Linked DNA regions of Homo sapiens: region 1 is linked to region 2. Evidence: read pairs that join two places in POLR2A ChIA-PET (ENCODE). Cell type or tissue: OCI-LY7. All regions are shown on one strand. Each heading gives the region's core, and the rest is flanking DNA. Links, peaks and the distances in the headings are about the cores only. Region 1 overlaps LINC01483 (long intergenic non-protein coding RNA 1483). Region 2 overlaps LINC01483 (long intergenic non-protein coding RNA 1483).

The links. ChIA-PET counts read pairs that join two places held together with the same protein. Peaks named below come from ENCODE experiments on the same cell type or tissue, not always from the same donor. Only the 100,000 strongest peaks of a DNase experiment are listed, where the experiment ranks them.
Region 1: POLR2A ChIA-PET joins it to region 2 with 11 read pairs; 2 of 35 experiments call an interaction of 5 or more read pairs at or near these places.

What each region holds. Positions count from the first base shown.
Region 1 is chr17:69,837,629-69,845,972 of GRCh38, forward strand. It overlaps LINC01483 (long intergenic non-protein coding RNA 1483), which reads left to right. Exons shown (of 5, transcript NR_109972.1): 4 at 7,812-7,858. Among named protein-coding and RNA genes, the nearest start is that of LINC01497, 120 kb to the right of the region's middle. In OCI-LY7, for the core only: no CTCF peak of the experiment used is centred there; no DNase peak of the experiment used is centred there.
Region 2 is chr17:69,728,838-69,737,181 of GRCh38, forward strand. All of the region lies in intron 3 of LINC01483 (long intergenic non-protein coding RNA 1483), which reads left to right. Among named protein-coding and RNA genes, the nearest start is that of LINC01483, 140 kb to the left of the region's middle. In OCI-LY7, for the core only: no CTCF peak of the experiment used is centred there; a DNase peak (open chromatin) is centred at 5,024.

The DNA.
Region 1 (8,344 bases), core at 279-8,278, 110 kb after region 2:
GTTAGATCTATTAAAATGTATGGTTCTTTTATTTTTCAAGTAAATTATTATATTGTATAATCTACCAATCGGACTAGCCTGACAGTAAATTAAACAAGAATTGTATTGAAGAAGACACAAATAAATGAAAAGATATCCCATGTTCATGGATTGGAATAATTAATATTGTTATAATGTTCATACTATCCAAAGTTATCTTTAATGTTGTTAAAATGTCCATACTGCCCAAAGCAATCTACAGATTCAATGCAATCCCTATCAAAATACCAGTGACATTCTTCACAGAAATAGAAAAAGAACAATCCTACAATTCATATGCAGCAACAAAAGACCCTGAATAGCCAAAGCAATCTTGAGCAAAAAGAGCAAAGCTGGAGGCATCATACCACCTGAGTTCAAAATATACTACAAAGCTATAATAATCAAAACAGTCTGATACCGACATAAAAAACACACATAGACCAATGGAACAGAATAGAGAGCCCTAAAATAAATGTACACATTTATGCTCAATTGATTTTTGACAAAGGTGCCAAGAACACACAATGAGGAAACAGCAGTCTCTTCAATAAACAGTGCTGGAAAAACTGTATATCCTCATGCAGAATAATGAACTTGATCCCTAACATCATAAATCTCACTACTAAATATATATCCAAAGAAAATGAAATTCATATTTTGAAGAGATATCAGCACGCCCATGTTCATTGCAGCATTATTCACAATAGCCAAGATATGGAATCAGCCTAAGTGTACATCAGTGGATGAAGAGATAAAGAAAATGTGACACATATACACAATGAAATAGTGTGAAGCCCTATAAAAGAAGGAAATTCTGTCATTTGTGACTGTATTGGTGAATCTGGAGGACGTTGTGTTAAATGAAATAAGCCAGGCACAGAAAGACAAACACCACATGATTTCATTTATATTTGAAATCTGAAAGTGTTAAACTCATAGAGTTAGAGAAAAGAATGGTGGTTATTATCAGTGGTTGGGGTCGGGGGTTGGAAAGATGTTGGCCAAATGATACAAAATTTCAGTTAGAAGGAATAAATTCAAGAAATCTATTGTACAACATGGTGACTATAGTTAATAATATTGTATTGTATTTTGAAAATGGCTGAGTAGATTTTTAATGTTCTTACTACAAAAAATATGTGAGATGATACATATGTTAATTAGCTTAGTTGAGCCATTCAACAATGTATGCGTATTTCAGAACATCATGTTGTACCCAATAAATATATACAAGTTTTTTCAATTAGAAAATTTAAATTACACTTTAAGGAAATACGGATGGTATATTCTTGCCAGAACAAGTAACTTTTAAGAAAATTTAGCCTTCATTTTCTGATGTGCAAGATCTAAATGACTAGATTTCTTTGAATGATATTGATTCGTTCAAATATAATATTGAATATTATTTTTATTTCCATTTTGGTTTCAGTTATATTTTTTAACCTGGAGTGCTCAATTTGTAAATTCTGCATTCCTCCTGGTGCCTACTTATTAACAGACATTGTTAACTGCATTACATCCGTTTTTCTATTAAGTGTTTTTTCAGTTGTGTCTGTGTGTTTGCAAACATCTAGATTAAAAAAATAGATGTTTCTAAGTGTCTCAAAATGTTAAATAAGGTGACTTTTAAGTTTTTCATTCTGATGTTACAGTTCTTGGAACAAAGCTCAAAAGCTATATTCAGGTAAGATATGAGTATACATATACACGATTTAACAGTAACACTTATTTGAATTAGTAGTCATTTATGGCAGCTATTAACTTTCTATGTGACTAGTAGAAAAGTAAGATCTGATTTTTTATCAATGTAGTTTATTATTATAGAAAAAATTATTCACATTTCATATAAGCACTAGGATTTCTACTATACACAATATTTGTATTCCTGAAAAATTAAAAAAAAACTTTTTTGTGCAAAATTATATGGTAAAAATAACAAGACTCTTGGGGGAAATAGAGCTGGGGAGACCACACACAACTTATGCAATTTTATAACCAGAACACTCACAAAAATGAATATTGGTACCTTGGACACTGGCAGGCAGCAACTCAGCATGCCTGGAGCTGCTTCACAGAATATTAAAAATGCACAGAGTAAGTAAAATGGAAACACAGGCAGTGAGGCAACGCAAATGGAAGAGGAGCTCTGATCAGCTGGGCTGCTTAAAGGTGAGAACAGGAGGAAATGCAACTGCCAAGGTCAGTGTGTGTGTTTTTCTGGAAGGAGGCCCTGAATGAAGCGTTCATTTTTAATTTTTTAAGGTCAGTGTGTGTGTTTTTCTGGAAGGAGGCCCTGAATGAAGCATTCATTTTTAATTTTTTTAAAAATGGAGCTTTCTGTTGGGAGGCCAAGGAGGGTGGATCACGAGGTCAGGAGATCGAGACCATCCAGGCCAACATGGTGAAACCCCGTCTCTACTAAAAATACAACAAATTAGCCAGGCGTGGTGGTGGGCACCTGTAGTCCCAGCTACTCAGGAGGCTGAGGCAGGAGAATGGCATGAACACGGGAGGCGGAGCTTGCAGCAGTGAGGTGAGATCGCACCACTGTACTCCAGCCTGGGTGACAGAGCGAGACTCTGTCTCAAAAAAAAAAAAAAAAAAAAAAAAGAAAATAATAATAATAATAGAGCTTTCTGAAAGTGTTTCTACTTCTTCTATAGATGAGCTGAGGGAATTTTTTCCTTTCTGCTAAAGTTTATGATTCTCATTTCACTATTTCTTTCTCCTATTGCCTAACAAAACTGCATCTGAATCAGTACAACCTCCACATGGTGAGCTAATTGATGTTATAGAAACTTGTGTTTCGACACAGTGTTTCTGAAGCTTTTGCATATACAAGAATTGCCTGAAAGGCTTTTAAAGAACAGATTTCCAGGTCCCATTTCTGACAAACTTCCAGACGAGGCAGATACCACTGGTGGCACAGGTCACCTTTTAAGTGGCGAGGCTGTTACAGTGCAGATGTGTAATATTCTCTCTTCCTTCGCTGGTGAATTTCAACATTGATGGAAATTGTATTGGATACTGGATCCATACTTTCAGAAAATGAAGTGAGAACATCTCACCAATACATTTTTGGTGAAGTTTTTACTGCTTCCATATGATTCAGCCTTCCACGCAGTTCAGAAGAGTGACAGACACTGATTCACAATGATGCAGAATTATCAACATTACTTCAATCGGGTTATCCTTTGTAAATTTAATTAATTATTAGGTATATGAGAAAACAACAATTTGAAGAAATAGGCATACGTACTGGGATATTCCTACTACCTACTACCAAATCAAACATTTTCTACATAGACACCAAAGCTTTCAGGGAAACGTACCTGGTTTTAGAAAGCCCAACTTAGTTTGGGTGCCAAATATGTTTGCTTGCCTGGTTTTATTTTCCTAGAATTGTGAAAGAATTACTTCTGATAGAAAAAAGTTTTCATTATGATTTTCAGAGACAGACTTTAAAGAATAGCTCATACTGTTTCTGTTACATCCATTTTATCTTACAAAAACTGCTGCATGTACCAGATGATTTTGTCTGTCTGGGTTTCCATTGTCTAGTTTGGAAATGAAGAGGTTGGGTGGATGATTGCTCAAATCTATTTCAATTACAATATCTATGGGTCTGAAATCTGTAAGATGGCTTAGCATGTATCATTCAACAACACAGGCCAATGGCTTTTATTTCTCAAACAATTTTCTGGAAAAATTAAATGAATAACTTTTTTCATCTTCTCAGGCTCTCTCTCCTTTCCATGCACTATCAATGCTACTGAAGAAAAGGATGTTTTTAATGGTTATGAAGGATTTTTAAAAGAGTAAATAATAAGGATTTGTAATACTCAGTGCATTATCCTTAAGAAATGTAATACCTAATTAAAAAGACAAGAAATATAGAAGATTTAAGGTTAATACACAACAGCAGGGGGCTATGTTTCAAACTGAGTAGTAGAGACAAATAGCAAATAGAAGAGTGGCCTCTGGAGTACAATAGGCACCTCTTCAATACAGAACACATTCATTCATTCATCCAATAATTGTTTATTGATTTACTATTTGGTGGCAGGCACTCTGCTAGATGTTAAAATACAATGTTGAGGGGCTGGCAGTGAGCCTATGGAAGAGACAGAGAAAGAGTATGTGACTACATGGATAGAAAGAAAACCAAGAGTGTGTGATGTAGCAGTGGAGGGAAGACAGCTATTAGAAAAGGAAGGAAACGTTAACAATGTCAAAATGCTCATCAGAGATCAAGTAAGATAAAAACTGATAAACATGCATTAGGTATTGTGACATGGATGTTACCAGCAAACTTATCAAAAGTTGTCTCCATAAAGTGATAAGAATTGGAGCCAGACAGGAATTTGCTTCAGAGGAGTGTTAGAGGAAGAAATGGTGTTGGTGATTATACATATCTCTTTTGAGTAAGCTGGCCATAAATGACGGAAGAGAAAGAACAGTAGTTCAAGGGAGATGTGTAGTTATAGGCATTGAGCATGTCTTCTTTCCATGGGAAGAATCCAGCTGAGATGAAGATCTTGATTACATAAGAGAAAAAGATAATAGATGGTCTAGTATAGTGCTTTGAAACTTTCTTACGCATGTGAATCAGCTGAGGATCTTGTTTAAAATTTCTATCCTGATTTAGTAGATCTGAGATAAGACCCAAGATTCTTCATTTCTGTTGAGTTCCTAGGTGATACCGATGTTGTTGGTCTTTAGGTGACATTTCCAGTACCAAGAGTGTAGTAGAATTGCTGAGCAAGGTTATGGGTCCATTTAAATTGGGTGACCATATATTTTTAATGGATTATATTTGCCCTATCATGCAGTATTTTTCCTAGCATCTCTTGGTTGCTTGGCAGTAGGCAAAAATAAAACAGAAAGTAGGAGTTGAAGCTGTATATAGAAGGAACTGAATAAAGGGATGGATGGATTTGGAAATGCAGGTGGTCCAGGGTACTGGAGGTCCTGATGAAGTTGAAAAGCTGTCATAGTGGAAGTGACTGTAAAGCAAGTTGGGAGAAAAGGAACTCATGAATGAGGATTTTGAAAGTGAAAGAATTTGAGATGATGACAAGATCCAAGATGCAGCCCTGAAAGTATATGTCTGAAATAGCAGGGAATGGCAAGAGCCTTATTGTCATTTAACACCCAAGAAGGAAGAGGGCTTATGAGGATGGGTCAATTCCAGGGCACTCATGGTCAAATGCTGGGTGGTGGAAATTATAATGAGAAAAGAAGTTTAAGCTCTAAGGTCATGTGGGTACTGACCTGTTGATCTCCTTGGAATTTCTCTTAGAATTAACTTTTTTATGTAACAAGTATTTATTGAGCACCTACTATAAGCTAGGCACTTGTCTTAGTCTGTTTTATGTTGCTATAAGAGAATACCCGAGGCTAAGTAATCTATAAAGAAAGGAGGTTTATTTAGCTTATGAATCTGCAGGCTGCAATAGTTCAAGAGCATAGCACCACATCTGGCCAGCTTCTGGGGAAGGGCACATGTTGGGTCAAAACACGATGTGGAAGCAGGAAAGTGGGCAGGTGTGCAAAGAGATCACTGATAGAGGAAGCAAAAGTTCTGGAAGCTGAACTCACTTTTATAACAACTCTCTCTCCATTAAGTAATCCAGATGCATGAGAGTGAGAACTCACTTGCTCCCATAGGAGGATATTAATTTATTCATGAGTGATCCACCCTAATGACCGGAACACCTCCAATTAGGCCCTATCTCCCAACACCTCCACACTGGGGATCAAATTTCAACATGAATTTTGGAGGGGAAAACTCAAACCATAGCAACGCTGTTCTAGATACTGTAGGTACCCTACTGAACAAAACAAACAGTGCTTGCATTCTGGTGGATTCATGCCTCCAAAGTCCTGATTTCTGTGTGGATGGTGTTTTAAAAAGAGGCCGGGTGTGGTGGCTCATGCTTGTAATCCCAGCACTTTGAGAGGCCGAGGCGGGTGGATCACAAGGTCAGGAGTTTGAGACCAGCCTGACCAACATGGTGAAACTCCGTCTCTGCTGAAAATACAAAAAATTAGCCAGGTGTTGTGGCGGGCACCTATAATCCCAGCTACTCAGGAGGCTGAGGCAGAAGAATTGCTTGAACCCAGGAGGCGGAGGTTGCAGTGAGCCGAGATGGCATCACTGCACTCCAGCCAGGGCGACAGAGCGAGACTCTGCCTCAAAAAAAAAAAAAAAAAGAATCGCAAACTTGCTGTCCCCAGTGCTCCTCACCAAATTGAAACAATATACCTGGGATGAGAAGATAACTTTCATCATTGAATTTTTCTTGTTATGAAACTTTGAGTTTAACTTTATTCATCACTGGAGCAAAGAAAATTAGTTCGTGGGAAAAAGAGCAAAGAAAGTCACTTGACCAGCTTTGAAGAAGGCTTCTTTTGTTGATGCAGTCCAAAACCAAAGGAACCCTTTTATCTGATATTACTGAGAGTTACCTGAAGATGTGGGATGGGGACTTGTATACAATGTTAGGCTTGAAAATAACAAAAGGTAGCAACTCAAGATCAGAGATTACATGATTTTTGAGAATGTAGGACTAAGAGCATTGCCTATCAATGGATGGGTAACATAAAAGAAGAAAAGTCAACAATTGTATCACTATTGACTTTGTCTACCTGTTATTAAGCTTTTCTTACTCTAAGTGAATATCATAAGACAAAGTAATAATATAAATGAATTCATCATAAATATTTTGACTTAATTTTCAGCAGTATATGCTGCATAGAAAAATCATGTATATGGTGTCTCATAACCTGGGTTTGCTCCCTTATTGTACCATTGCTCAATTATGTTCTCTATTGCTTCTACCTGTAGAATGATTTCTATTCTGACTTTGTTTGCATTTCCCTAAAATCTCCCCCTGACATGTTATTAGTAAAAGCTGTTCACCTCACTGGACAGGGCCACAGATCAGTTACATAAAACAAAGGAAAAATTTCTCTTTTCTTTTGATAAATGCATATTAGGTTTTGGCATTAATTCTGGGCCCCAAAACGTAATGAAAAGCCCAGCCATTCCGTTTGAGTTTTGATGAATAGAAGACATGCTCTTTACCTTTGAAATCTGACTACAGAATCATACTACACTCCAAAACATTCATATTCCTCCAAAATTTCTCGGAAATTTTTGCACAAAGCCTCCTCCTTTCTTTCCTGGATCGTTTCTGAGACTTTGATCCTTTGCTATTTGGTTTGTCCTTATCAGTGAGAGCATTGGTACTAACGTGAATGGTGAAAATGAGATCAGCACCGTACAGGTAGAATTGAAATATTATGATAAATTATGAGATAGAGGAAGCCAGTTTAGGAAAACAGATTTTCCAAGCTTATAACTCACTCCAGCCTTATGAGATAATAAATTTAGGAGTGTTCCTCAACCTTCTTTTGAATTTGTGTAAGCTGATGATAAACCACAATATTTCTGTTGCAAGGGAAAAGGACCACAAAACATCTTTGGCCACCAAAGAGCTCAGCTCTTACAAAATATTTTGATGAGATAAGTGTAAATGAATCAGAAAACATACAGGTTGAATTTCCACCATTATACTCATGGGAAGATAGGAGGCCCTTTTGTCTTTTTCTTTTTCTTTTTAAATGAGAACAAGAATGCAGTTGACAAACATGGTTTAGGTTTTCTGAATCAAATATTTTGAAACCAGTTCAAGAGATTTTTTTGAATCTGAATGAACAAAAGGTTGTTTGCCCATTTCTCATTTTATCATTTGTTTTGGTTTTCTTGGCCTTTATTTGTCCAGGTGCCCAAAGGAGAGAGAGAATAAACTTGAACATTCTGACTTTGAAGGTAAGCATCTATTAATGGCAAAAACCTCCATTACTTTTGCACCAACCTAATATTTTTGGAACTTCCTTAATAAAATTCAGCTGTTGCAGAGGTAGCTATATATTTATCTCAAGAGGAAAATTTTTTCACTGAAAATACCATCAGCATTTCCATTTTAATGACATTAGATGGCCAGATAGGTTTGACAGAAAATTGCCTTTAGGGCTGTCTTTGGGCCAAAGTTTGGCTTTTTAAAAATTGCTAATCATCTTTCACTTTTAGCCTTTCTTCATTGTTCAATGCGCTACCCTACCAGATGGCCAATGCCCTGAGCTTTTACACTTTCTTCTAACTTCCCAACAATTTTCCAGTGGAACATCCCATGGATATGGCTAGGCCCTCATTATCAAAGCTTATTTTTTTTAGTACTAATTCCATATCATCCAAATAGTATATGTTAATTTTGTTTTTAAAATTTCTCTGAACTGTGTTCAAGTCTTTTATAGC
Region 2 (8,344 bases), core at 179-8,178:
CCACTCCTTCCCTGTGCCCCTTCCTAGGGCTGTACAAAGACCCCGATTGAATGATTGGATCTGTACTTTGCAGTAAAAGAGAATCAGAAGCCTTTTCTTTTTCCCTTTTTATTCTCCCCCCCTCTTTTTTTCCACTACTCTAATGAAATTTGCAGACATGGAAAGGAAACTGAGTTATTTATAGGAGTGGGAGGAATGTGAGTGCTAATTGTGCTTAGTCTATTCCTAAGTACGTAATCTGTTTGCTATTAAATTTTACAATCTTTCAGCAATATACACATTTTTTAAAGACAGAACTTCATAAATCTGACAAAGAATAACCAAAGTAAATAATTCTAAGGGTTTAAATCTTCTAATCAAAATCAGGTTTAAAATTATATAAAAAATTGTTTGTAGAATTAACTTATTTTGCAGCACTAACATTTCCCTTCTTCCTTTGACTAGTTTATTCATTTCTTTTCTAGACTTGTAAAGTTTGATACAGCTACTCATGGATGATATAAATTTTGGGGGGCTGGTTATCATGCTTATGTGCATACTAACTCACAAGGCAAATTGGGTCAAATGAGAAGCTGTTGGTTGCAAGTGTCTGAAGAAGGTGCTGGGGCCTTGAACTCTAAATTGAACGTTTTGGTAATCAAATAGCTCAAATTATTCTGCATAGCTTAAAGTCATTCTGGATAGAAATTATCTTGGGACATAAATTTTTCTCAGGGTTCCCCATTTCCGTTATCTCTATCTAACAATTGCAAAAGCCTGCTTGTTAAAAATTAAATAAATGCTTGTTAAAAGGAACTAGAAAAAATCATAATCATTCCTAGGTAAATTTTTCATGGTGGAAATTATTTCCTGTTTGAAATTTGTTTTAGTTTGGCTGTCAAGGTTGCAAGAGACAGAAAATTACTCAAATTATTTTAAGGAAAGATGGCTTCATTAAAAGACAACGAATTAAATTCATAACTGAAAAACCACTGGGAAACTAGGCAGGTATGGGGGGTCATATGGAGGCCCTGACACATGGCTGTTTTTCCTTTTTCTGTGTCTTTGCACAGCTCCCTCTGCCTCCTTCTGCTTTTGGGTATCAATCAATACAATATTCACCTGTATTCTTACATATTGTTTTTCTTTATACTTTCTGCTTGCTCATATTACTTTATATTATGCTTTCTCATAACTTTGGTGTGTTGCAATATGTCATATTTCTGCCTAACACATGCTGTCATGTTGACTTCAGGTTCTACTGCTTAGCTGCCTTAGTCATTCAGAATTTTCAGTTAAAATTCTTCAGACAGGAAACCTGATGGGGTTTAGTCTGACTTGTTATTTTGACTTGCACTCCAAGCCACACTGTAGGTTGCTGGCCAGCTGATGATTTGGCTGTTTTTGAGTTAGTTGCCAATTTGTTTTAGTCACCTGTGGCTTGAGGTGGAGGGAACTGGGTCATGTGATCCATACAAGGATTCCTCTTCAATTGGAGCTCTAGGTAAATCAGCTATTTTGAAGGGTCTTTCACTAGTCTCCAGAGAAGGTGGCAAATATAAACCAGAATTAAAATAATAATCGGATTTTGATCATTTGCCATTTGAGTCTGTTTTTCTTCTGTATAAGTGAGATACTATCTAGTCTTGAGACTGCTTGGGGTAGTAACAAATCACCCCCAAATTTAGTGGCTTAGAAAAAGAAATCATTGTTTTTCTTATGATTCTACAGATTATTGACTGGGCAGTCCTGCTTCATGGAGTGTCACTGTGGGATGTCTGGAAGGCCCCAAATGTCTTCACTCACATAGCTGGCAATTGGTGCTGGCTGTGGCCTGGGAGCCCTACTGGGGCTATGGACCAGGGCCCTTGATTCTCCTCTCTGTGGGCCTTTGCAGGTCGCTTTTTGGGTTTAGTAACAGCATGGTGGCTGGGTTTCATGGAGGAACAGTTCAAGAAGACAAGCCCCAGTGTGCAAGCACGTATTCAAACCTCCACTGCATTATTCTTGCTAACATCCTATTGGTCACAGCTAGTCACAGGGCCAAGTCAGACTCCAAATGGATAGAGACTTACAAGTGTATGCATCTGAGAGTCATCGTTCAATGGGATCCCCCAAATGTCACATTAAATGAGATAATAGATGAAAAATGTTTTATGGTCTTTAATGCATGTAGTTAATGCTCAGTAAACATTTGAATAGTACTTCTGTTGAAGGAAATTTTGACAGTTTTTTTTCATCAAAATTAAAATGGTTACATTTCTGACACTTTTTGTTACCATATTTGGGTATTTCTTCATTCTTAAAAGATTCTTCAGGATTCTCAAAATTTCTATGTGGCCCAGCCTTCTCTCTTTCTCCAAGTGCCCCCGGTTCGTGTCTCCAGGGACCTTACAGTAACTAAGACAACCACTGCAAAATAGTATTTCAGGTTAGGCATTCAGTGGGCCCAGAATGAGATCGGTTAGCTTGGGAAAGCATCGCAGAAGAGAAAGCCTTAGAAGTTCTTAGGTGAAGAGAAATAACCATTCTGTCAGTTCTGGAATCTCTTGATTTTGCAGAAGAAGAAACTGAAGCTTAGAAAGGAAAAGCTATCTGCCTAAAATCACCATCAGTGAGCAATAGAGAATTGGAACCACTTTTTTTCTGATACATTCATCCATTCACAAATATGTATTGAGTGTTAAGCACCATATGACGCTTGTTATATATGGAAGAAAACAAAAGGGATATGCCCTCAACTTTGTGGCCTTTATGGTCTAACCTAGGGTAAAGATAGTAAATAAGTGAACTAACCATCCAAAATTGTGATAGACACTTTGAACAAACCCAACAGAGCAGAATGATAGAGAATGGTGTTGGAAACATGGAGAGTCAGGAAAGGGTTTTCTGGTGATATAAAATTTAAGCTGCATCCCAAAGGGGAACTGAGAGGGCGCCAGCCCTGAGAAGATCAGAACCACATCCCAGACAGAGGGAGCAATATTTGTCAAGGTGCTGAGCCTGGAACAATTTTTATGTGTTAGAGGAAATAAAAGGAAAAAAATTCCGTTAGTGGGACCACTGAGAATGAAGAGGTGAGATGCACCTGACTAACTTGGAGAGGTAGGGGAGATGCACCTGACTAACTTGGAGAGGTAGGAGGGATCAGAACCTGCAGGGCCTTTGGGGTCATGGAAAGAAATTTGAATTTTATTTTAGATACAGTAGGAAGTCGCTGAAGTTTTTAAGAAAAAGAGCAACTTAATCCAATTTATATTTTTAAAAGGCTTACTCAACACATGTTGATTGAAAATCTATTTATTTGCCAAGGACTCTGCCAAGTGATATTGTAGCAGAAAAATAACATATGGCTCTGGAGAGGCATCTATAGCATAATAGATTGGAGTGTGTGTGGGGGGAAGAAAGACACATCCATTAGTGACAACATAAGTGTGGTAAGTTACACAACAGACTGTTTTCTGCGTTGCTCACAAAATCTTCCTCCGTGAACCTGTCTGTGGTCTCACTGAAATGACAGCTTTAGCTGGCTAGTACCATGGAACCCAGTTTCCCAGACATAGGCAATTCATCCAGGGTGAGACACTGGTCCAGGCTGGAGCCATTATAGACCAGGAACACATTAGAATCTCCCTTAAACATTAGTTAAACAACACAGAGAATGTAATCATTAATGGTGATCACTGAGCCTTGAAGATGATAAAGCCATGAGGCTATTGTTTATGTTGGACACTGTGCAATCAGAGGTGGTTGGTCAGCTAAAAGAAGAATCAGAAGAGAGGCAGACAGAAAGCAGATGAGAAACAGATCACAATATTTGAAAGGCATATTTAAAAATATAGATTCCTAAGGGGCTTCCCAGTTCCAATCTTTGCAACTCTGTATTCATTTTAGTCTTTGCCTGTGAAATTTCTTACCACACCCTTAAGGGATATCAGTGTCTCTCCCTGCCTCCTCATACTTGAGATGGGTCTACAAAGATTTGTAGGCTTTTCATGGTCAGAGAGGCAGGAGAAGGGTATTCCAGGCAAAAACAATAGTCTATTTAAAGGGACAGAAGCATAAGCATTCTAAAGGCGAGCTACTTCAGAAGGTGGTTTCAGTAAACACTGTATGAAATGTTGGCTGGGAATAAGAAGACCACCAAGCTTGATGACTGAAGCTTAGTGAAGGGAAGTTGAAAAGCTATTTGGAATGAAATCTCCACTTACAAGTCAAATAGTTGATGGTGATGGAAAAAGTATACCTTACTGAATTCTTTAAGTAATATAAAATTCCCGTGGACAATTTTCAGCACCAAACACACTACTTGGCATTTAGCAGGTATTCAGTAAATATTCGAGGTGTGCATATTGTCTTTATTTTTCATTTCCTCCAGTTCACAGCCAGTAGTAAACAAGGGCATATTACAAATTGAGATCCAAGTTGGGTTAAGTACACAGGTAAGCACTGAAACATGCAAGAGTATTTGCAATAAGAAGCTCAAATTCTATTCCACCATGAATAATAAGCTGAATTCCAGTTGGCCAATCTCCATTCCTTCCCAAAAGTGTTGAACTGGTAACCTGCTCACCCTCATTCCTCTTGGAATTTACAGATGTGTGCCGGACAGTGTGGGAAACAGTGTTTTACAGCAGCAATTAGTTTATTCCTGGGGTAAACAGTAGAACTTTAGGGATAATTGCAGCAAGAAATTTGTTCCCTATTGCAGTGTGAATAACCTACAGGCAGCCAGTTGGCTGCTTGCCCTACAAATCCCAAAAAGGACATTGGCAACTGTTTTGCATTTGTGCCCAGTAGGGATTTGCAGATGCACAGTGGGGAGAGGAGAAAAGATGGGCTGTGTTTTTACCAATGTTTGCAAAGCCAAGGATGGCTTTCCAGGACAGGTTAATTCAGAAGCGGGAAATTTGGGTTTGTGTAAGGGGACAGCTTGCTTCTCTTTAAGATGGAAGCTGCAGCTCGAGTGCCAGTTGGCAGCTCCTGAGTCTGCTATAGGGCCAACACACATGCAGGCAGCAGAGTCACTTAATCCCTTTGACTTTGCTATTTCCTGCCTATGACTGTACTAAGCTTGTTGAAGCCTGAAGCAACATGTGACTATGAGATTGTGGGCAGCCAGGAGCCAGTCTTCCACAGCCTTGGACAAACTGACTGTACCACCCTCTACAATTTGCTTCCTAGCCAAGGTTGGCTATTTCCCCAAATTTCTCTTTCAGGTGTGGCATTATAGAGACCATTATTACTGTTGTTGCTGCATTTAAGAGAACACAGACACAATAGTTTCCAGCTTGCTTTTGTACATAGTTTCCCTAAATATGTTACTATCTCCAGTGCAGGCTCCAATTTGAAATGTCATCACAGGCAGCAGCAATGTCACATATTTTTATGGCATTTTCTCTTATGATCGTTGTGTAATTATACTTTAATATTTAGGTGTGGACATTAAGGAAGGGGTTATTTCTGTCATACAGAAGGGAAAAATTACTAGGAAAATACATAAAAAGTTAACTTTGTAGTTGATGTTGGAGATAGTGATTTCTATTACTACAGATCATTTAATCTTTCCTTGTGAGTGGGAGAAGTGCAGTCTTGCTTTATTAATTGCTAATAATTTTCCCATATAAACTCAGAGAACCTCAAAAGTGGTTACTGTGCCTTCTGTATCTCTTGCCTCCTAATTGATTTCCCTGCATCCGTCCCTGGGTCCCTTTCCCCTATCCTCAATCTGTTCTATATACATGGCAATTCTAATCATGACAAGCTTAAATTAATTTAATACTATCCTATTATCTTTGGGATAAAGATCACACGTGCTTCCTGAGGTCAGCCTTCTTAGCATGGCCGAAAAGGTCCTACCTGATTTGGCACCAGTATCATCTCTCAGGCACTCACAAACCCATTCTCCACAATTCAGTCTTTTCTGCTGGTCTTTTCTTCTGATTGTCTAATGCATGTGATTCTTCTTGCCACAAGACCATTGCACATTCCATTCCAGCTTCCTGGAATGCTCTTCCCACTGGTCTCTGTAAAAGTTAACTGCTTCTTATCCTTCAAATCTCAGCTCATGCTTACTCTCTTCCCTAATTTCCAGACTTACTCAGATTACCCTGTCACTCCCTCAAACAGCATCTGTAAATCTCCTTCTTAACTCTGATCACAATCTGTCATCCTACAAGATGACTTTGTAGGATGACTTTGTAGGGAGTACTTAGCTGATGCCTACTTTTCCTCCTCAATAAAGACAAGGACTCTATTTCCAGCACTATCATGACCCTGGTGGAGGAAGACCGTGGTGAACTCTATGCAAAGAAAGCATGAATCAAGTCAAGAAGGAGGTGCCAAATTTAAAGTTAAAAAGAAGCAGAATGAAAAGCAACTGAGGAAAACAATTCTAAAGGGGCTTTAAAGCAAACAAGTCAAGATCAGTATCAATTTTAGTTTGAAGGAGCTGATGGACAAGATGTGAATTTCCAGTGAAGCAGGCTCTGAACTTCATTTTGAAGTTAAAAATTGACTCGGGTTCAGAGACAGCATTAGAGAGGTAGGATCACTCATCTCCAAACAAAGGGCATTTTCTTTTATTTATATATATATATAAAACAGATATATAAATATATTATATATATTTAATAATATATATTTAATATTTATATGATATATATTATATATAATTTATATATTACATATATATTACATATATATACAAATATATATAAAATATATATATATATTACAAGTTATTGGGGTGCAGGTGGTATTTGGTTACATGAGTAAGTTCTTTAGTGGTGATTTGTGAGATTTTGGTGCATCCATCACCCAAGCAGTATATACTGCACTATGTTTGTAGTCTTTTATCCCTCGCCCCATCCCACTCTTCCCCCAAAGTCCATTGTATCATTCTTATGCCTTTGCATCCTCATAGCTTAGCTCCCACATATCAGTGAGGACATACAATGTTTGGTTTTCCATTCCTGAGTTATTTCACTTAGAATAATAGTCTCCAATCTCAGCCAGGTCGCTGTGAATGGCATTAATTCATTCCTTTTTATGGCTGAGTAGTATTCCATCATATAAATATACCACAATTTCTTTATCCACTCGTTGACTGATGGGCATTTGGGTTAGTCTGATGATTTTGTAATTACGAATTGTGCTGCTATAAACATGCATGTGCAAGTATCTTTTTGTATAATGACTTCTTTTCTTCTGGGTAGGCACCCAGTAGTAGGATTGCCAGATCAAATGGTTTTCTACTTTTCATTCTTTAAGGAATCTCCACACTGTTTTCCATAGGGGTAGTACTAGTTTACATTTCCACCAACAGTGTTGAAGTGTTCCCTGTTCACTGCATCCACACCAATATCTACTGTTTTTTGATTTTTTTATTATGCTCATTCTTGCAGGAGTAAGGTGATATTGCATTGTGGTTTTGAGTTGCATTTCCCTGATTATTAGTGATGTTGAGCATTTTTTTATGTTTGTTGGCCATTTGTATATCTTTTTTGAGAATTGTCTATTCATGTTCTTAGCCCACTTTTCAATGGGATTGTTTGTTTTTTTCTTACTAGTTTGTTTGAGTTCATTGTAGATTCTCAATATTAGTCTTTTGTCAGATGTATAGATTGTGATTTTCTCTCACTTTGTGGGTTGTCTGTTTACTCTGCTGACTGTTCCATTTGCCGTGCAAAAGTTCTTTAGTTTAGTTAAGTCTCAGCTATTTATCTCTTCTTTTTTTTGGCATTTGCTTTTGGGTTCTTGGTCATGAAATCCTTGCCTAAGCCAATATCTAGAAGGGTTTTTACAATGTTATCTTTTAGAATTTTTATAGTTTCAGGTCCTAGGTTTAAGTCTTTAATCCACCTTGAGTTGATTTTTGTATAAGGTGAGAGATGAAGATCCAGTTTCATTCTCCTACATGTGGCTAGCCAATTATCCCACATCATTGTTGAAAATGGTGTCCTTTCCCCACTTTATGTTTTTGTTTGCTTTGTCAAAATTCAGTTGGCTGTAAATATTTGGGTTTATTTCTGTGTCTCTATTCTGTTCCATTGGTCTATGTACCTATTTCTGTACCAGTACCACACTGTTTTGGTGACTATGGCCTTACAGTATAGTTTGCAGTCAGATAGTGTGGTGCCTCCAGATTTGTTCTTTTTGCTTAGTCTTGCTTTGGCTATGTGAGCTCTTTCTTAGTTCCACATGAATTTTAGAATTGTTTTTTCTAATTCTGTGAAAAATGATGGTGGTATTTTGATGGGGATTGCATTGAATATGTAGATTGCTTTTGGCAGTATGGTCATTTTCACAATATTGATTCTACCCCTCCATGAGCATGGGATGTGTTTCCATTTGTTTGTGTTGT